2 separate regions of the Homo sapiens genome follow, and region 2 is linked to region 1. Evidence: chromatin loops called from intact Hi-C (ENCODE). Cell type or tissue: GM12878. All regions are shown on one strand. Links, peaks and the distances in the headings refer to the core of each region. The heading gives the core; the rest is flanking DNA. Region 1 overlaps UBTD2 (ubiquitin domain containing 2). Region 2 overlaps UBTD2 (ubiquitin domain containing 2).

Region 1 (10,650 bases), core at 1,979-6,978:
AAAGTTAATTCTTAAAAGGCTTAACTTTTTTTATTTCTCTTTTCACAGAGTTTGTTATATGGGTGGGAAAGGAGTTCCCCAGAATGTTTTTTTCTTTATCTCAAAATATATTAAATGTGCATTATGTATAATAAAATTTAATTTTTAAAAAAACAAAGGCACTTACAAATAGTATAAAGAGCATGTTATGTGTAAGGAACCAACGTATGAAAAGAACACTGGACTGAGAATCAGCAATAAAATACTCAAAACTCATGTTGTTTTTATTTATTTGTTTATTTTATGTTTTTTTTTTGGAGACGGAGTCTAGCTCTGTCACCCAGGCTGGAGTGCAGTGGTGCGATCTTAGCTCACTGCAACCTCCACCTCCTGGGTTCAAGCAATTCTTGTGCCTCAGCCTCCCGAGTAGCTGAGATTACAGGCGTGCAGCACCACGCCCATCTAATTTTTGTATTTTTAGTAGAGACCGGGTTTCACCATGTTGGCCAGGGTGGTCTCAATCTCCTGACCTCAAGTAATCCACCCGCCTCGGCCTCCCAAAGTGCTGGGATTACAAGCATGAGCCACTGTGCCCACCCTCATGTTTTGAATTAACATTTAATTCTTATGCCTGTAATAATCACCTACAACAGTCCCCACTTTGCACAGATCAGAAAACTGAAGCACAGAGAGGTTGCATCATTCTTCCAAAGTATAAGTCTTGAAATTGGGATTTGAACTCAAGTCTTGGATCTAACAGTAACTAATGCAACTCAATGCCCTGGACAAGTCATTTCATCTCCCTGTTCTGTAAAGTGATTGCACAAGTAATCTTCAGTGTTTAGTCTATGTCTAATGTTTTAGTTCTCTTGCACACTATATAGAATACTTCAAAATAGTAAATTGTTAAAGAGAAAAAAGCAGATTCTCTTAAGACATAGACAGGAAATGCATGTGTGTAAGTCTTGTTTCTATTTTCCTTAGGTGTTTCAGAGGCCCATTAAGAAGCAGGCCATGAATTTTGGTGTGGACTTTAAAGGTTCCTATAAGAATTTTTCAGGCCGGGCACAGTGGCTCATGCCTGTAATCACAGCACTTTGGGAGGCCGAGGTGGGTGGATCACAAGGTCAGGAGTTAGAGACCAGCCTAGCCAACATGGCGAAACCCCGTCTCTACTAAAAATACAAAAATTAGCCGGGCATGGTGGCGGGTGCCTGTAATCCCAGCTACTCGGGAGGCTGAGGCAGGAGAATTGCTTGAACCCAGGAGGCATAGGTTGTACTCCAGCCTGGACGACAAGAGCAAGACTCTGTCTCAAAAAAAAAAAAAAAAAAAAAAAAAAGAATTTTTCATTTGGCCAGGCATGGTGGCTCACGCCTATAATCCCAGCACTTTGGGAGGCCAAGGCAGGCAGATCATGAGGTCAGGAGATCGAGACCATCCTGGCTAACGTGGTAAAACCCCATCTTTAATAAAAATACAAAAAAAAAAAATTTGTCATTTAACAAAGTTGATAAGTTAATTCATAAACATAAAGCTTAGGAATGAAGGCATGAAGATATATTTACACAGGAGATGGGATTTTTGCTGGACTGTTGTAGGGTTTAGAAATGAAACAGGGCCTTAATGAAGGATCTGATGACTGATTAACCATAAAATAAATGTTATATCATTTTTCTCTCTCTATCCTCAAACAAAAATAGTTCAGGGTTATAAATTGTAAATGTATTCCAGTTTATCTATTCCTCTGCTGTTGTCAACCTTTTCCTTCAATTAGAGCAATAAAGGCCTGCAAACAGCTGAGGTGAGAGGTTGTCCCTGAGTCAGAAGGCTTGTCTCTGAAAAAGACCTCCTTTTTATGCCATTCTGGGTAGTGGAGGTAGAGGAACACAGGGTTTCTACATGGTCCCAGGGAGTATGTTATACCAACTTCTACTTCTGTAAAGCCAGATCAGCTTTACACAGACCACTGTGTTCAGGTGCTTCTAGTCTGCTCCGTTATCCCTTTTAGAGCACTGAAAATTAAAGATCAGTGTCCCCCTTAAAACTGTGGTGCAGTGTTACACAAGCTCTTAATCATGATTTGCCTATCATATGACATCAACAATACGTATACAGGTTAAGCCACTTTTCACTTATGTTTACTAAAAGAGATGATAGACTTAGTTTTTCTGAATGCCACAGTCTTGATGGCTGATTTGGTAGTTTGAGATAGCTAGACCTTCTGCTTCTAAAGCCTGATTGCCAAATATAAACTTGATATATATAATTCCTAGCAAAGTGTTTGCATGAGAGAACCTGTAATTTGTTAGCATCTCTACAATCCTGAAAAACTGCACCTAATATCTGGATGGAAGATAATTTTGATGGCCCTTTGGACATTAGCGTGATTCAGGTTTGTGGAAATCACCATGAAATATGAAGCCATGGACTCAAATTTTATGAAACCTTGATCCTTTGTGACATTGCTGTTGGTGAGTGTTGCCCTGTAAGTCTGATTGTGAGATTTAAAACTTGAGAGAAGACAGCCAACATTATTGTGTGTTTTCTATGGATTTGTTATATGTACTAGGCAATTTTTCACGTGCTTATTATTTAATCTTTACAACAACCTCATAAGGGAGGTACTATAATTCTTGAGGAAACAGACTCACCATATCCAAAATCAGGGTCTAATTCAAATGGGGTATGACTGACTCCAAAGCCATGGTTCCTTCTGTCACATCTCACTGCTTCTCCTGGAGTCTTATGTCCCTCTATCAGGCTTGAGTATACTGCCTGAACGTTCACCCCACTGTTTCATTCCTTTGCATTCATTCTGTCATTTAAGTGTTCTCATTCTTTCTAGCAATTTCCAACTCAAATGTTAAGGCTTTCCTTTGCCATAGCAGGGCATGGTTGTCAAGAAGTAGAAGAGTTCATAATACAAAAATTTGCCAGGGTTGGTGGCAGGCGCCTGTGGTCCCAGCTACTTTGGGAGGCTAAGGCAGGAAAATTGCTTGAGCCCAGGAGGCAGAGGTTGCAGTGAGCTGAGATTGTGCCACTCTCCTCCAGCATGGGCAACAGAGCAAGATTCCATCTCAAAAAAAAAAAAAAAAAAAAAAGAGTTTAAGCCTTCTGACTCAGAAAAGAGAAGTCAGGAGCAAAGACATTTATTCCTACAGGCTTTGGAAGAGGCTCATAGTGCTACAAAAACCTTGGAGTTCTAGAACATTGCCCCTTTCTTTCATTTTGGGAGGATGGTTTTCTGTACCAGATTGCCAATGTGATCTAAATATTAAGTTTGTCAACTTTATTAAGTACACTAAACAGCATGTTTAAAGTGGACAATTTGATCAGCTTTGACATGTATGTAAAACTCCCCACAGTCAAGATAACAAACATTTCCACACCCTTGCCAACACTGATTTTTAACTTTTACAAACCTGTTCATGTAGTGATGCAAGTCTCACGTGGTAAAAATTTTTAACACTGAGCTGCAGTCTTAAGGGAGTGAGAGCACAGAGGGATAAACAGTGAGGCCTTTAAATGCTGAAAAATACATCTTTCTTTCTAACCTGAAAGAGTGCTTGAAAAACAGTATAAAGCATTAGTCCTAATGACATTTAGTAAAGGTATTATTTGTCAGCTAATTTAGTTTTATCGTTCTTATTTTCTAGTGGAATATTTTGAGGCATAATTTAAAATAATCATAGAAGAAAACAGTTGACCAAGGAAAACAGAAACATCTGAGCCAATCATCTAGATAAAAGATAAATAGAAACAACTTCAGAAAATTATGTATGAAATCAGAACAGAAGGTGGAGACTTGGCAGCTTTCTTCCTACCATGAGGAGCTTTCAGGGCTTCCTGGCCTGGGGAAATGATGCCCTGGCACTTATTTAGCCTGGTGGCCATCTGTCTCTGCTAGGACATGAAGCCAACAATAGGTTTGTGAGAAGAAAAAAAAAAAACCTGTCCTTCCACAGAGGATGTTAGGTGAGCAATCTGAGCAATCCTGGCTAGAACTATGTTAAAACTAGTAATTGCTAAATGAACTGCACCCTTGGTGGCCAGTGGGTGGTAATTAAAACGTTTTGTAAAATTTTTTGTAAATTTTGTAAATGTAGCTAAAAGTGATTTTGGAAAAATAGAAAAATCCCTGTATTGTCAACTTTTAGAGTGTTCCTTCCCTTTTGTCTTTAAACATACTGGGTTTCTTTAAGCAAACCTCTCTGTATTAGTCTGTTTTCACACTGCTGTAAAGAACTGCCGGAGACTAGGTAATTTACAAAGAAAAGAGGTTTAATTGACTCACAGTTCCACAGGGCTGAGGGGGCCTTAGGAAACTTACAATCATGATGGGGAAGCAAGGCCCCAAAGGGGAAGCAAGGCCTCCACATGGCAGCAGGAGAGAGAAGAGTGAGGAGCAGAGCGGGAAGAGTCCCTTATAAAACCATCAGATCTTGGCCGGGCACAGTGGCTCATGCCTGTAATCCCAGCACTTTGAGAGGCAGAGACAGGCAGGTCACTTGAAGTCAGGAGTTTGAGACTAGCCTGGCCAACATGGGGAAATCCCATCTCTACTAAAAGTACAAAAATTAGCCAGGCATGGTCGTGCATACCTGTAATCTCAGGAGCCTGAGGCTGAGAATTGCTTGAACGTGGGAGGTGGAGGTTTCAGTGAGCTGAGATTGTGCCACCTCACTCCAGCCTGGGCGACAGGGTGAGATTCTGTCTCAAAAAAAAAAAAAAAAAAAGAAATGAAAAACATCAGATCTCATGAGAACTCATTATTATGAGAAGAGCTTGGGGGAAGCCGCCCCTGTGATCCAGTCACCTCCCACCAGGCCTCTCCCTAGGTACGTGGGGTTTATGGGGATTGCAATTCAAGACGAGATTTGGGTGGGAACAGCCAAACCATATCACCATCTATCTTCTGTTGCCTCATTTTTTTCACACACTCCTCTCAAATACTGTAGATGAGACAGTCTCATACCACTGAAACTTCTCTCAGTCACCACCATTTCCTTTGGACCAACTTGGGCTCATCTTCCATTTCCTTCTTTAAGCTGTCGTAGGCATCATCAGCAAATATGTTGTTGGGCTCCACTGGGCACTGTTGGTTTCTTGCTCCTTGTGATTCATTTCTCAACTTTTTATCCCTTGTATTTGTCCTCTGTCTTTTGTTCTCTTCCAAGTACATTTTCTCCTTCTCATTAACTAATCTGAGAACCAATCCCTGTACCTCCTATACATTATACACTTGGCCACTTACTAGTTCTGTGACCCTGGACAAAAGTTACTTTTTTCTACTTCATTTTTTCCATCTGTAAAATGGGTATAATAGACTTAGCTTATAATGCTTTTGTAAGGATTAAATGTTAATGTATGTAAAGTGCTTAGACAGGGTTAGCAGTGGTAAACACTCCTAAGTGTGCTTTTTTTTTTTTTTTTTTTTTTTTTTTTTTTGACTCCGTCGCCCAGGCTGGAGTGCAGTGGCGTGATCTTGGCTCACTGCAACCTCTGCCTCCCGGGTTCAAGCAATTCTCCTCCATCAGCCTCCTGAGTAGCTGGGATTACAGGAGCGTGCCACCACACCTGGCTAATTTTTGTATTTTTAGTAGAGACAGGATTTCACCATGTTAGGCTGGTCTCGAACTCCTGACCTCGTGATCTGCCCACCTCAGCCTCCCAAAGTGCTGGGATTACAGTCATGAGCCACCATGCCTGGCCAAGTGTTTGCTTTTTTATATTAAATCTTATATGTTGGAAATTATTGCTCTCCAAACTTATTTTACCCTGACTTTTCCCAATCTGCTTTAGTTACTTGTAGATAATTCAGCTGAAGCATCTCATGGAACCTGGAACAATTAAAAGCTAAGCAAAGAATCTTGTAACCCTAAATTATCTATTTTTTTCTGTCATTCTAGTTTCCAGTTACATGATTCTTTCCTTTTGGTTTTCCATCAAATCTAACCCATCATTTGGTTCTGCCAGTTGTCTTTGAATTTCTCAGTTCGATTTTTTTCCATTTCTGTAGTCAGGCAGTCATGATTCCAATCAATCTTTCTTTCTTCAGGTAGATGATAAAACAGTCAGCAGGCTTTGTCTTGTTCACCAGCACAACCTTAGCACCTAGAATATCCAGTAGCATAAAAAAGGCAGTGAATGTTGAACGTTTAATTTACCTGTTTTAGCCACCTCTGGTAATTTCCTGTAGTATTAAGCCTAAACTCCTGAATCTTACTATCAGATTTCACTATTACTGCCTATTTATTAATTTTACATCATTGAATCTGTATTCTACTTCAACAAGATCCCATGGTATTCTCTATTTACCTTGTAATTATTCTTATTTCCGTATCATTTCTATTTCTTGGGATTCCCTTCGTTGCTATTCTGTGTCTTTAAAGTCATGCCCAGAACACACCATTTCTACAGAATTCCTCCATGTTGGCTCTACCAACTCTAGTCACTTTTCTGTTCTGCGATGTCTCAGCACGTGTGTTTGATTTTCATTGTATCCATTTGTACTAAAATCTGTGATGGGTATGCTGTATCTGCTCATGAATATATACTCCTGGAGATCAGGGACAGTCTTGGTTCTCTTATAACCTTCTTTCCTCAGTGCCAGTGACATGCCCTACTCACTTCAAGATGATCAGTAAATGTCTATGCAGTGACTCTAGAATGTAAGAATTGTTTCCTATTGATCCTTGTTAGGTCCTAAAGAGGTTGTGTGGTAGAAACCACTACTATCAGTGCAGCTTTGTCTTTAGTAGAGATTTGGGGCCATTAAATAGTGGAGGATTGGGATTATGTTGTTCAAGAGTCTAGGCCACAAAGGGGCCAGTCTGCTCTGAATAGGTAATTCTGCAGTAATAGTCAGTTATGGACTACAATGTAAAATATTACTTTTATTGATATTTTGTGATCCCAGATATTTAATTCAGGAAGAGCGTAACCCATAAACCTATAGACTTAAAATGAAATCAAATAGTATTTGAGTAAATGATATGGATTTTTCCCTTATTTATTTTAGAGTGGTTTTAAGTTCACAGCAAAATTAAGTGGAGGAAACAGGGATTTCCCATATACCCCCTGCTCCCACACATGCATAGCCTCCCCCAGTATCAACATTCACCATTAGAGTAGTTCATTTGTTAAAAATAAATGAACCTACATTGAAACATCATTATCACTCAGAAGTCCATAGTTCAGGGTTCACTCTTGGTGTTGTACATTCTGTGGGTTTGGACAACTTTATATTGACATGTATCCATCATTAATAGTATCATACAGAGTAGTTTCACTATCCTAAAAAATCCTCTGTGTTCTACCTATTCATCCCTGCCTCCCTCCTAACCCCATGGCAACCATTGACCTTTTTTATTGTCTTCATAGTTTTGCCTTTTCCAAAGTGTGAAATAGTTGGAATCATATTATATATAGCTTTATCACACTATCTTCTTTCAGTTAACTAATATGCATTTAAGTTTTCGCCATGTGTTTTCATGACTTACTGGCTCACTTATTTATTTTATTATTTATTTATAGATAGGGTCTTACTCTGTCACCCAGGCTGGAGTATGGTGGCCCAGACATAGCTCACTGCAGCCTCAAACTGCTGGGCTCAAGCAGTCCTTCCTCAGTCTTCCAAGTAGGTGGGACTACGGGCAGGCACCACCATGCCTGGCTAATTTTTTATTTCTTTGGTAGAGATGGGGCCTTGCTATGTTACCCAGGCTGGTTTTGAACTGTTAGCCTCAAGCCATCCTCCCACCATAGCCTCCCCAAGCACTGGGATTGCAGGCATGAACCACTGTGCCCAGCCTCCTTCTGGGATTTTGATTGGGATTTGCATCAAATCTATAGACTAAGCTGGGAAGAACTGACATCTTGACAATATTAAGTCTTCCTATCCATGAACATGGACTCTTTCTCTATTTAGTAATTATTTTATCAAGGTTTTTTGTTGTTGTTGTTTCATATCTTATACATACTTCGTTAGACTTATACCTATTTTCTTTTTGAGGTGCTAATGTAAATTGTGTTTTAAATTTCATATTCTACTTGCTCATTGCTGATGTATAGGAGAGCAGTTGACTTTTGTATATTAACTTTGTATCTTGCAACCTTGCTATAATTGCTTATTAGGTCTAGTAGCTTTTATGTTGATTCTTCATATTTTTTACATAGACAGTATGTCATCTGCAAACAAAGGCAGTTTTATTTTCTCCTTTCCAATCTGTATACCTTTTCTTATCTTGCCTTGTTTTATTGCATTAGCTAGGACTTCCAGTACAGTGTTTAAAAGTGGTGATGAGAGGGGACATCCTTGTCTTGTTCCCAAATTAGTAGGAAAGCTTTGAGTTTCTCATCATTAAGTATGTCTTAGCTATAAGGTTTTTTTTTGGTTTTTTTGTTTTTTAAAGGAATTTTGCTCTTGTTGCCCAGGCTCACTCCAATCTTGGCTCACCACAACCTCCACCTCCTGGGTTCAAGTGATTCTCCTGCCTCAACTTCCCGAATAGCTGGGATTACAGGCATGTGCCACCACGCTCGGCTAGTTTTGTATTTTTAGTAGAGATGGAGTTTCTCCATGTTGGTCAGTCTGGTCTTGAACTCCCCACCTCAGGGGATCCACCCGTCTCAGCCTCCCAAAGTGCTGGGATTAGAGGCGTGAGCCACCGTGCCCGGCCAGCTATAGCTTTTTTGTAGATATTCTTTATCAAGTTGAGGAAGTTCCCTTCTATTCCTAGTACAGATAATCAGTGTTGGGTTTTGTTATATGCTTTTTCAGCATCTATTGATATGATCATGTGATTTTTCTTCTTTAGCCTATTGATATTATGGATTATATTAATTGATTTTCAAATGTTGAACCAGTCTTGAATACTTGAGACTAAAGCCTACTTGGTCATGGTGTATAATTATTTATACAGTGTTGAATTTGATTCATTAATATTTTGTTGAGGATTTTTCAGTCTATGTTCATGAGAGATACTGGTCTGTAGTTTGCTTGTAATGTTTGGTTTTGGTATTAGGGTAATGTTGGCCTCATAGAATGAGTTAGGAAGTACAGTGGTACCCCCTTATCCATGGGGAGATATGGTCTTGGAATGTTCCAGAACCCCCAGTGGATGCTTGAAACTGTGGATAGTACTGAACCTAAATGCTGTCAATTGGAACACAATTCTTTTCTTGTCTTCCACCCACAAATGTAATGCCTTTTTCAACTGAACTAATCGCTTGTCACGCACTGTGTTTTAACTATTGGGGTTTGAAGTGCCACGGCAAAACTAGCATGAGTTTTTTTTCCTTCTTTACAACTTCACAAATAAATTTGTTCTTATCTTAGATCTTAGCAACAGCAACATACAGATGTTTTTCTTTATTTATTTGAGAACCTCCACATTTTCATTTTTAAAAAGTACTTTATGGCTTCTTTTGGCATATCTAAATTGCCAGCACCACTACTCTTGTGTTTTAGGGCCATTAAAGCACTGCGATAATGCAACTGTTGATCTGATAACCAAGATGGCTACTAAGTGATTAATGGGCAGGTGGTGTATACAGCATGGATACTCCGGACAAAAGGTTGATTCATGTCCCAGGCCAGATGGAGCAGGATGGCAAGAGATTTTATCATGCTACTCAGAAAGTTAAATAATTTAAAACTTGTGAATTGTGTGATTCTGGATTTTTCCATTTAATATTTTTGGACCACAGTTGACCAAGAGAAATTGAAACTGCAGAAAGCAAAACTGTGAGTAAAGGGAGGAATGCTGTATTCTCTTTTCTGTCTAATGAAAAAGATTGCAGAGAATTGTTATAATTTGTTTCTGAAATGTTTGATAGAATTTACCAGTGAATCCATCTGGAATTGGTTCTTTTCTGTTTTGGAAAGTTATTAATTATTGATTCAATTTCTTTAATAGATGTAGGCCTATTCAGATTGTCTGTTTTGTGTGAGTTTTGGCAGATTGTGTCTTTCAAGGAATGGGTCCATTTTATCTAGGTTTATCAAATGTGTAGGCATAGAGTTGTTCATAATATTCTTTTATTATCCTTTCAACATCTGTGGGATCTGTAGTGATGTCTTCTCTTTCATTTCAGTAATTTGTGTCCTCTTTTTTTCTTGGCTAGCCTGGGTAGAGGCTTACCAATTTTATTGACCTTTTGGTCAATAAAACCTTGTAATCAGCTTTTGGTTTTGTTGAATTTTTTTTATTTTTATTTTTTATTTTTTTTTTTATTTTTTTATTTTTTTTTTTTTTGGTGACAGGGTCTGACTCTTTGCCCAGGCTGGAGTGAGATCACAGCTCACTGCAGCCTCAAACTCCCAGGGACAGGCATCCTCCCACCTCAGCCTCCTGGGTAGCTGGGACTACAGGCATGTACCACCACACCCTGCTAATTTTTGCATTTTTTTGTGCAAAAATTTTTTTGTGCATGTTACCCAGGCTGGTCGCAAACTCCTGGACTCAAGCAATCTACCTGCCTTGGCCTTCCAAAGTGCTGGGATTACAGGCATGGGCCACAGTGCCCAGCCTTGTTGATTTTATTTTTTCATTGATTTTTTCCATTTCATTGATTTCTATTTTAATTTTTTTTCTGCCTACTTTGGATTTAAATTGGTTTTCTTTTTTTAGTTTCCCAACGTGGAAGCTTACTGATTGATTTTAG
Region 2 (10,650 bases), core at 2,695-7,694, 51 kb before region 1:
TCATAGATTACTGCAGCCTTGAACTCTTGGGCTCAGGCAGTCCTCTGGCCTCAGCCACATGAGTAGTTAGGCTGGTTTTTTTTTTTTTTTTTTTTGAGATGGAGTCTTGCTCTGTCGCCCAGGCTGCGGTACAGTGGCACGATCTCTGCTCACTGCAGCCTCTGCCTCCCAGGTTCAAGAGATTCTCCTACCTTAGCCTCCAGAGTAGCTGGGATTACGGGTGCCCACCACCATGCCCAGCTAATTTGTTGGTATTTTTAGTAGAGACGGGGTTTCACCAGGTTGGCCTGGCTGGTCTTGAACTCCTGACCTTTAAGTAATCCGCCCACCTGTGCTTCCCAAAGTGTTGGGATTACAGGTGTGAGCGACTGTGCCCAGCCTTTTTTTTTTAATGCCTACTTTTAATCAAGACAGGTATGTCATAGAAGTTATGTAAGATTATTTAACAGTTCTAAGCTTCCATGCTCCTAGAATTTCCCATTGTTTTGACTTTTTTTTTTTTGAGACGTCGTTTCACTCTTGTTGCCCAGGCTGGAATGCAATGGCACGATCTCAGCTCACTGCAAACTCCGCCCTCCCGGGTTCAAGCAGTTCTCCTGCCTCAGCCTCCCAAGTAGCTGGCATTACCGGCGTGCGCCACCGTGCCTGGCTAATTTCATATTTTTAGTGGAGATGGGGTTTCACCGTGTTGGTCAGGCTGGTCTTGAACTCCTGACTTCACGTGAGCCACCTCGCCCAGCCTGTTTTGACATTTTCAGACATTCTGTATGGTTCTCCGCCGTACTAGAATGACATTGTGATGCTGGAGTTGGCATTTAGGACCTCTAGACAAGCCTTTAGCCATGACATTTGCTAAGGAATTAAATCCTTTATGATTTTTTGAAATAAATATGTGGGCAGAAAATCCAATAAAATTGTATTAATTGAAGACAACCAACAACCTTTTCTTTCTTCACCTCTTTAATGAAAGTATAGTGATGTACAAAGTAACTTCTCACTTTCTGAGTGTGTCATTTATTTTGTGCATTCAGTGATATCCTAAGAGAACTGACCGTGGTGGTCACAAGTTTCCAGGTTTACAGAGAATAACTGAATGCTGGACATTCATTCCTTTAGTCTCTATTCCAGAATGTCTTGAGAACATCATGGAGTTCTTTCAGATACCCATTTATAGCAGCCTTACAGACACCTACTCAGTGAGTAACAATGGTTTTTGAATAGCATCTACCATTTATCCAGTATTTATTATGTAACAGGTCCTAACAACCTTATGAGGTGGATAGTATCTCTGTTTCATAGATAAAGATTGAAGCCAAGAGCAGTTATTACGTTAGTGCAAAAATAGTTTTGTTCTTTGCCATTACTTTTAATTGCAAAAACCGCAATTACTTTTGCACCAACCTTTAATAACTTGCTCATCATCACATAGCTTATAACTGGCAGTCAGAGCTTAAACCCAGGGCTGCTATAAAGAATGCTAGTTTTCTGTTTTTCCGTAGTTTACTTTTTTTAAATTGTGACAAAATTGGCCAGGCCCAGTGGCTTACGCCTGCATTCGCACCACATTGGGAGGCCAAGACAGGTAGAGCACTTGAGGTCAGGAGTTCAAGACCAGCCTGGCCAACATGGAGAAACCCCATCTCTACTGAAAATACAAAAATTAGCCGGGTGTGGTGGTGGCGAGTGCCTGTAATCCCAGCTATTCAGGAGGCTGAGGCAGGAGAATCGCTTGAACATGGGAGGCAGAGGTTGCAGTGAGCCAGGATCACGCCATTGCACTCCAGCCTGGGTGACAGAGTGAGACTCGGTCTCAAAATAAATAAATAAAAATAAAATTGTGGCAAAACATATAACAATTACCGTCTCAACCATTTTTAAATGTGTAATTCAGTGGCATTGATTATATTCACAACGTTGTGTGGTCCTATATGTAGAATCATAAAATATTTGCCCTTTTGTTTGTGGTTTATTTACTTACCATAAAGTCTCCCGTGTTCATCCTGTTGTAGCATGTATTTGTACTCTATCCTTTTTATGGCTAAATAATATTCCATTGTATGTATATACCGCTTTTTTTTTTTTTTCCCCTGAGGCAGAGTCTCACTCTGCCTAGGCTGGAATGCAATGGTGTGATCTCAGCTCGCTGCAACCTCTACCTCCCAGGTTCAAGCGATTCTCCTGTCTCAGCCCTCCGAGTAGCTGGGATTATAGGTACGCACCACCACGCCTGGCTAATTTTTTGTATTTTTAGTAGAGACGGGGTTTCACCATGTTGGCCAGGCTGGTCTCCAACTCCTGCCCATGTATATACCACTTTTTTTTTTATCCATTCATCTGTTGGACATTTGGGCTGCTTCCAGATTTTGGTGTGAATGATGCAGCTCTGAACTTTGGTGTACAAGTGTCTGTTTTCAATCTCTGTTTCCAGTTCTTTCAGCTGGATAGGAGTGGAATTAATGGGTCATATGGTAATTCTGTGTTTACCTTTTTGAGAAACTACCAGATTATTTTCTACCACTTATTCTTACCAGCAGTGTATGATGGTTCCAGTTTCTCTCTTTTCACCATCACTTGTTATATTCCATTTTTTAAATTACAGCAATTCTGAAGTAGTATCTCTTAGTTTGATTTGCATTTTCCTGATGAGTAGTGGTGTTGAGCACCTGTTTTCATGTCCATTTATATATCTTCCCTGGAGAAATATTTATGCCCTTTGCTCATTTTTTGAGTTATTTGGCTTTTTTTTTTTTTTTGAGTGGTAAGAGTTTTATATATTCTGGATATTGAACCCTTATCAAATATATGATATGCAGATATTTTCCCCCATTCTGTGAGTTGTCTTTTCATTCTCTCGATGGTGTCCTTTCATGTACAAAGTTGTTGTTGTTGTTGTTGTTTTTTAATAGAGTCTCGCTCTGTTACCCATGATGGAGTGCAATGGCGTAATCATGGCCTACTGCAGCCTCTACCTCCGGGGCTTAGCCAATCTTCCTGGTTCAGCCTCCTGAGTAACTGGGACCACAGGTGTGCACCACCACAGCCAGCTAATTTTTAAATTTTTGTAGAGACGGGGTCTTTCTGTGTTGTTGAGGCTGGTCTCAAACTCCCGGGCTTAAGTGATCCTCCCTCCTTGACCTCCCAAAATGCTGGGATTACAGACGTGAGCCACCGTGCATCACCTAAAGTTTGTAATTTTAATGATGTCCGATTTATCTATTTTTTTCTTCTGTTGCTTGTGCTTCTAGTTTCAGTTTTAAATATAAAGTAACCTTTCACTGATGTATACAGAATAGATCTATAGCCAATAATTTGCAAATCTCACAGCTAACATTTGCTTTCTCAACAAGAAGTGGAAAACTTTTATTTCCTCTGTCTGATCTGATGAAAGGTTATTAGCAGTGAAATGGTTTATAGAAGTTGACAATTCAGTTAACAGGGTAGCTAAAAAAGAAAAAAAGTTGACAAAAGTAATTCATAAATGTACTTCGTCTTCTTTTTGTTCCCTTCTTTTTTTTTTTTTTTTTTTTTTTTTTTTTTGAGACAGAGTCTGCTTTGTCACCCAGGGTGGAGTACAGTGGCATGATCTCGGCTGACTGCAATCTCCGCCTCCCAGGTTGAAGCAATTCTCCTGCCTCAGCCTCCCGAATAGCTGGGATTACACGTGTGCACCTCCACACCGGCTAATTTTTGTATGTTTAGTAGAGACGGGGTTTCACTGTGTTGGCCAGACTGGTGTCGAAATCCTGACCTCAAGTGATCCCCTGCCTCAGACTCCCAAAGTGCTGGAATTACAGTTGTGAGCCACTGTGCCTGGCCATTTTGTTTCCTTTTTTTGTCTTCTTCCTTCCCTCCCTCCCTTCTCTCCCCCTTTCCCTTTCTTCCGTCTTTCCCTCCCTCCCTTTCTTTGTCTCTGCACCCCAATAATGAACCTTACAAATGAAACCATCTGTCCTAAGGAACATAATGCAACTGGCCCACATTACGGGGTCAGAAGGCGTGGGGGACTGATCTTCACCCCAGTTGATTCTCCAGCTCAGTTTGTAAACTGATAGTACATGAGTCACATCCAGTCAACAAACATGCTTTGTTTGGCCTGTATGATGTTTTTAAAAACATACCAGATAGAAGAATGGTTATGAAGTAAAGCTTGGAAGTGGTTGTAAACAATACATGCATGGGGTAATCGTTGGTAAAGTGGCTGCTTTGGCTTGAGCAGTGTGTGTGAGAGAAAATGATGGAGAAACTGGACAGGTATTGCGTAGGATGTTAGTGTGGACTCTTGAAGAGAAGAGCTTATCTGATGAAAAGAATGTACTGACTGCTAAATATCATTCACTAAATATTAGTTGAACCACTATTATGTACTAGTTACTGGGATTACAACAGGGAAAAAAAAATCTCTGCCCTCAAAGGAATTTACAGTCTAGTATTTTGCTGCTCAGAAAGTTTTGTCTCTGGAGCAGCAATATCGGCATCACCTTGGGAGCATGTTAGAAATTCAGAGCCTTAGACCTACAGAATCTGCATTTTCACAAGATTCTCAAGTGATTTCCTATGTACATTAATGTTTGAGAAGCATTGGTATAGGATTGCCTAAAGTGGGAAGAGACTAGGATGAGGAACCCATGAGGGAAAAAAATGGAATGAGTTGGTGATTTATTGGATGTAGGGGTACAGAAGAGAAAAGGAGAAGTAAAATAATACCATGTTTATGAACCCGAGTGACCAGGAATATTGAGGTAGCTTGGCAGGTTTTGTGGAATAAGAAAGATATCTGGGAAAAGCCCTGGTTTAGCATTCAGTATATGTTAAGGTGTAGGTGACAGAAGAATGTCTAAGTGGAGTCACCATGTAGTGTGGTACGGAAATTTAGATAGGGAACTCCTAGATGCTTAGGGCTATGATTGTGGATTTTGGGATCAGCTGGGGTGAGTTGACTGAAGGTGTAAAAGTGAGTGACTGCTAATAAGTAAGTGAAAGAGGAGGAAAATACTAAGAATTGAGTCATGAGAGTTTCATAAAGGGTGAAGCAATAAGAAAATCACCTCTAATCAGGCCTGACACATAGTAAGTAGGTACTTAGTATACTGAATTTTGTTGAATTGGGAAAGAGGGAAGCAGGTCTCTGCTTGTGAAACTAATCTGGTTGTATTTAGAACGGATCATTCTTGTAATTTCAGAAAATAATTTGGTTCAGTAACTTGGTTCTAGCTGTGGTGTGATACCGTTTGGCTGTGTTCCCACCCAAATCTCATCCTGAATTGTAGTTTTCATAATCTCCACGTGTCATGGGAGATACCCAGTGGGAGGTAATTGAATCATGGGGGCGGTTACCTCCATGCTGTTCTTGTGATAGTGAGTGAGTTCTCACAAGATTTGTGGTTTTATCAGGGGCTTTCCCCGCTTTTGCTCGGCACTTCTTCCTCCTGCCATGTGAACAAGGACGTGTTTGTTGCCCCTTCCACCGTGATTGTAAGTTTCCTGAGGCCTCCCCAGCCCTGCGGAACTGTGAGTCAATTAGACTTCTTTCCTTTATAAATTACCTAGTCTCAGGCAGTTCTTTGTTTTTGAGACGGAGTCTCGCTCTGTTGCACAGGCTGGAGTGCAGTGGCGCAATCTTGGCTCACGGCAAACTCCACCTGCTGGGTTCATGCCATTCTCCTGCCTCATCCTCCCAAGTAGCTGGGACTACAGGCGCCCGCCACCATGCCTGGCTAATTTTTTGTATTTTTAGTAGAGTTGGGGTTTCACCGTGTTAGGATGGTCTCAATCTCCTGACCTCATGATCCGCCCACCTCGGCCACCCAAAGTGCTGGGATTACAGGCATGAGCCACCGCGCCTGGCCTCAGGCAGTTCTTTATAGTAGCATGAGAACGGACTAATACATAGTGTTTGCAAAAATTCTAGCTGTAGTTTGTTACTCATATCCTAAAACAAGGTAGACTTCTTAGGTATACAATTCCAGAATATACCAGTAGCCCTTTTGAGGTTGGTGTGGTTCAGGACAAACACATTCTCTGTAAGACTTTCTTCACCAAGAATGTCCAGTGTACTTCTTTCTTATGTATTTTCAGTGTCCATTATGTTCTACACATCATCTAACTGGTTTATTGAATTTTCTTATGCTTCTATTCTTTGGTTTGTGCCAATAGTAAAGAGTAAAACAGCCAGGTGCAGTGGCTCACACCTGTAATCCCAGCACTTTGGGAGGCTGAGGCGGGCGGATCATGAGGTCAGGAGATCAAGACCATCCTGGCCAACATGGTGAAAGCCTGTCTCTGCTAAAAATACAAAAATTAGCTGGGCATGGTGGCACGTGCCTGTAGTCCTAGCTACTTGGGAGGCTGAGGCAGGAGAATCGCTTGAACCCGGGAGGTGGAGGTTGCAGTGAGCCGAGATTGTGCCACTGCACTCCAAGCCTGGCGACACAGCGAGGCTCCGTCTCAAAAAAAAAAAAAAAAAAAAAAAGTAAAGCAAAATTGAGCATGAGGAGGACTGAAGATTTAGTCTCCTTGTATCCCTAGTGTGACAGTGGAGGTGAAAATCCTTCATATTTTCTGGGTCGGTGAGCTCTGGGGCTTTATGAGAGAGGTGCCTAAAATTTCATACCACTTTGGCAAGAGACTTTTAGGACATTTACATGATACAAAGCAGAAGGCAGCAAATTTTACTAGGAGGAGTGGAGTTGTAGGGAGGGGACCAAAAAGAAAATGGGCAGCAAGAAGATATAGGTTGAAAATACAGTGGTACTCTGGGTTGGCAGGTATGAGAACCTAATATATAGGTCAAGGAAGCTACAGTCGGAAAATATTAGACATGAGGAGAGCTGAATCCTCTTTGGGAAAAGTTTTAGCACTAGAGTTTACATTAAAAATTGACATAGGCCATTGTAGCTGCTTCCTGATCATCTACCTTCCGTTGGGCTAGTCCCACTCCATTTTCAATTTTCTATCAATAAAGGATTGGAATTTATGTTGGAAAGCCTTTTTTTTTTTTTTTTTTTTTTTTTTTTTGAGACGGAGTCTCACTCTGTCGCCCAGGCTGGAGCGCAGTGGTACAATCTCGGCTCACTGCAACCTCTGCCTCCCAGGTTCAAGCGATTCTCCTGCCTCAGCCTCTGAAATAGCCGGGATTACAGGCGTGTGCCACCACACCTGGCTAATTTTTGTATTTTTAGTAGAGATGAGGTTTCACCACGTTGGCCAGGCTGGTTTTGAACTCCTAACCTCAGGTGATCCACCCGCCTTGGCTTCCCAAAGTGCTGGGATTACAGGTGTGAGCCACCATGCCCAGCCAGAAGGCATTTTTAAAAAGAATCTTGCAGTGGGCATTATTTGAGGATGTTTTCATCTCCAATTTAAATTTATTTAGGAATCAGTTATTAGTGCTGCATTTTATGGACAGAAGCTTTAATCCATTAGACATGATAGCAATTTTTACTCTTCTAACTTTTGATAGCCCTAGTCTATAATGCCTCTTCTTTGGACAGATTTTTATTTTTATTTTTATTTTTTTTTTTGAGACGGAGAGACGGAGGCTTGCTGTCTCGCCCAGGCTGGAGTGCAGTGGCACGATCTTGGCTCACTGCAACCTCTGTCTCCTGGGTTCAAGCGATTTTCCTGCCTCAGCCTCCCGAGTAGCTGGGACTACAGGTGTGCGACTACGCCCAGCTAATTTTTGTATTTTTAGTAGAGATGGGGTTTCACCATGTTGGTCAGGATGGTCTCAATCTCTTGACCTTGTGGTCCGCCTGCCTCGGCCTCCCAAAGTGCTGGGATTACAGGCGTGAGCGACCGCACCTGGCCTCTTTGGACAGATTTTAATAGATGGGTTTTATTTTTAAATCTGGCTGATTTTATTACTGTATATGCAAAGCTTTGGCAGTACCTTCTTAGTACTACTTTACCCAGGTGAGTCCTCTAATGAGAATGTTAAATCACTAGTAACAAAATTTTGCCTTTACATTGATGAATTAATTATCTCTTGTGGCTTTTGACTAAAACACATTCTTATCTTGTTGCAGGAATACATTAGGTTTATTTAGTTTAAGCAACATAATCAAATTAACCGGACATGATCAATTTGCTGATTTAATGACTCTCATTTTTTCCTTACTGCAGACCACCTGAGTGGTTATCTTCATTTGGGGGGCCACTGCACCTGCTTCTCCCCATGCCCCTCATCCCTCGCATCTTTCCGCTTCTGCTTTTCTGGCAGTACTAGGCTGCCAGCAAGCTTTTCTTGAGTCACTGGTAGTTCAAGGACCATAGGCTGAGACTTTACTAATGCATATGTACTTAAAGATGCATTTGTGTTGGCCAAGAACAATCAGCATGTATTTGTCTTGCATCAGCTACTTTGACATGCCGTCAGCAAGAATCAAGTTTGGTTTTTAATATATCCGTATATTGAGCTGAGCGGTTAAATACTGCTGAGTGTACATTGGGTGTTGTGATGCCTATTTTTGCATGTTTGCAGTGAAACTTAGAAGTTTCCATTATTGCTCTGTTTTCTGAAGTGGAATTTCTGTTGAAGTTAGACATCTAAGAAAAATGAAATATTTACATGTGAAAATCATTCTAAATGAATTTTATTTGAGTGTGAGGTCATAATTATATTTACATTTGCTCAAAGCTTGACTAAGTAATGAATTAGTGACTTGGGCTTTTCTCATTGAGTTCTTATCCTCACAGTAAAACCTTTAAGTTTTTTTTGCATTTATTGTAGTGGGCTTTTAGGTATAAGCAAGGTGAGACTATTTCTTTGCATTGGTTCAGATCATTTCCATGCTTGTGGGCTATGTGACAGTACCAAAGGAGTGGAGTAACAAATAGTTCAGTTCATTTAATTATGAATCTGCCTTCAACTTAGGGCAACTACTTTATTTCTTGAGTTAAGATGCTTCTTCCTGAAACTTTAAAAAATAGCCTCCATTATTCCAACTCCCAGCACTTGACGCTAGCTGTAATTAGAGATGTAAATAAGGCCTGCTGTATATTAAGTACCTTATGGCCTACTGGAGGAATCATACATTTAAGTAGAACTTAGGTAAAATTTAAAAAGTCTCTAGAGCAATGAATATTATGTAAGTTCAAGGAGGAGTGGGGGGCAGGGTCAGAAAGCATCACTGAAACAGTGATACAAGAAGTTGGTCTTTTTTTTTTTTTTTTCTTTTGAGGTGGAGTCTAGCTCTGTCACCCAGGCTGGAGTGCAGTGGTGCGATCTCGGCTCACGGCAAGATCTGCCTCCTGGGGTCACGCCATTCTCCTGCCTCAGCCTCCTGAGTAGCTGGGACTACAAGCGCCTGCCACCACGCCTGGCTAATTTTTTTATTTTTAGTAGAGACGGGGTTTCACTGTGTTAGCCAGGATGGTCTTGATCTCCTGACCTCGTGATCCACCAGCCTCGGCCTCCAAAAATGCTGGGATTATAGGTGTGAGCCACTGCGCCCAGCCCAAGAAGTTGGTCTTAAAAGAGGATTAGATGAAGAAAAGGCAGAGAAGGGCATCATTCTGTATGTAGAGGAAATTACTTGTACAGAGATACGAAAAAACATAGCATTTAGGGGGATTGCTAAGAAGCTTGTAGAGGAGATAGGTGAAATGTGAAGTTATTAAGATATGTTATTAGATTTGGGAAGACAGGATTGCCATAAGTAGACCAAGTTGTGAGACTATATTATAGGTGATATTAGTGAAGTGGTTTAAAATTTTTGTTTTTTGTGCTTCTAACAGACTAATTCCCATGTAATGCTGCATTTTGCAAGGTTATTTTATATAAAATTCTAATGTAGTAGGTTATTATAGTCTAACAGAGTTTTATTCTGTTACAATTTTAATGCTACAGGTTGGACATCCCTAATCCAAAATTAGAGGATTTCAGGTTTTCAGATTAGGGATACTCAGTATGTGTGCTGCAAGTATTCAAATCTGAAAAACTCTAAAATTCTAGGCTGGGTGCTGTGGCTCACACCTGTAATCCCAGCACTTTGGGAGGCTGAGGTAGGCAGATCACGAGGTCAGGAGATTGAGACCATCCCAGCCAACATTGAAACCCCGTCTTTTACTAAAATACAAAAAAATTAGCCTGGCGTGGTGGTGGGCGCCTGTAGTCCCAGCTACTCGGGAGGCTGAGGCGGGGGAATTGCTTGAACCCGGGAGGCAGAGGTTGAAGAGCCGAGATCGCACCATTGCACTCCGGCCTGGGCAACAAGAGCGAAACTCCACCTCAAAAAAAAAAAAAAAAAAAAAAAATTCTAAAATTCTAAATACTTCTAGTTTCAGAACTTTTGAATAAGAGCTACTCAGTCTGTATTATCACAGATTAAGCATAAGAAATGTATTTAAATTAAAAATTAGGCAGGCCAGGTGGTAGCTGTGCCTGTAGTCCCAGCTACTGGTGAGACTGAGATGGGAGGATCTGTTTGAGCCCATGAGTTCAAGGCTGCAGTGAGCCGTGATTGTGCCACTGCACTCCAGCCTTGGTGACAGAGCAAGACTCTGACTCTTGTTTTTTTGTTTTTAAATTGAGACAGAGTCTTGCTCTGTCGCCCAGGCTGGAGTGCAATGGCGTGATCTCGGCTCACTGCAACCTCTGCCTCCTGGGTTCAAGCAATTCTCCTGCCTCAGCCTCCCGAGTAGCTGGGATTA

What was found. Peaks named below come from ENCODE experiments on the same cell type or tissue, not always from the same donor. Only the 100,000 strongest peaks of a DNase experiment are listed, where the experiment ranks them.
Region 2: it touches region 1 in a loop (3-fold over the local background); 7 of 110 quality-filtered maps call a loop at or near these places.

The regions. Positions count from the first base shown.
Region 1 is chr5:172,218,367-172,229,016 of GRCh38, reverse strand. The region is part of intron 2 of UBTD2 (ubiquitin domain containing 2); the gene reads left to right. Among named protein-coding and RNA genes, the nearest start is that of EFCAB9, 30 kb to the right of the region's middle. RefSeq lists enhancers at 4,519-4,568, 5,149-5,198. In GM12878, for the core only: no CTCF peak of the experiment used is centred there; DNase peaks (open chromatin) are centred at 3,976 and 4,936; H3K4me3 peaks cover 592 bases; H3K27ac peaks cover 2,908 bases.
Region 2 is chr5:172,269,955-172,280,604 of GRCh38, reverse strand. The region is part of intron 1 of UBTD2 (ubiquitin domain containing 2); the gene reads left to right. Among named protein-coding and RNA genes, the nearest start is that of UBTD2, 8.5 kb to the left of the region's middle. In GM12878, for the core only: no CTCF peak of the experiment used is centred there; a DNase peak (open chromatin) is centred at 5,294; H3K4me3 peaks cover 794 bases; H3K27ac peaks cover 1,750 bases.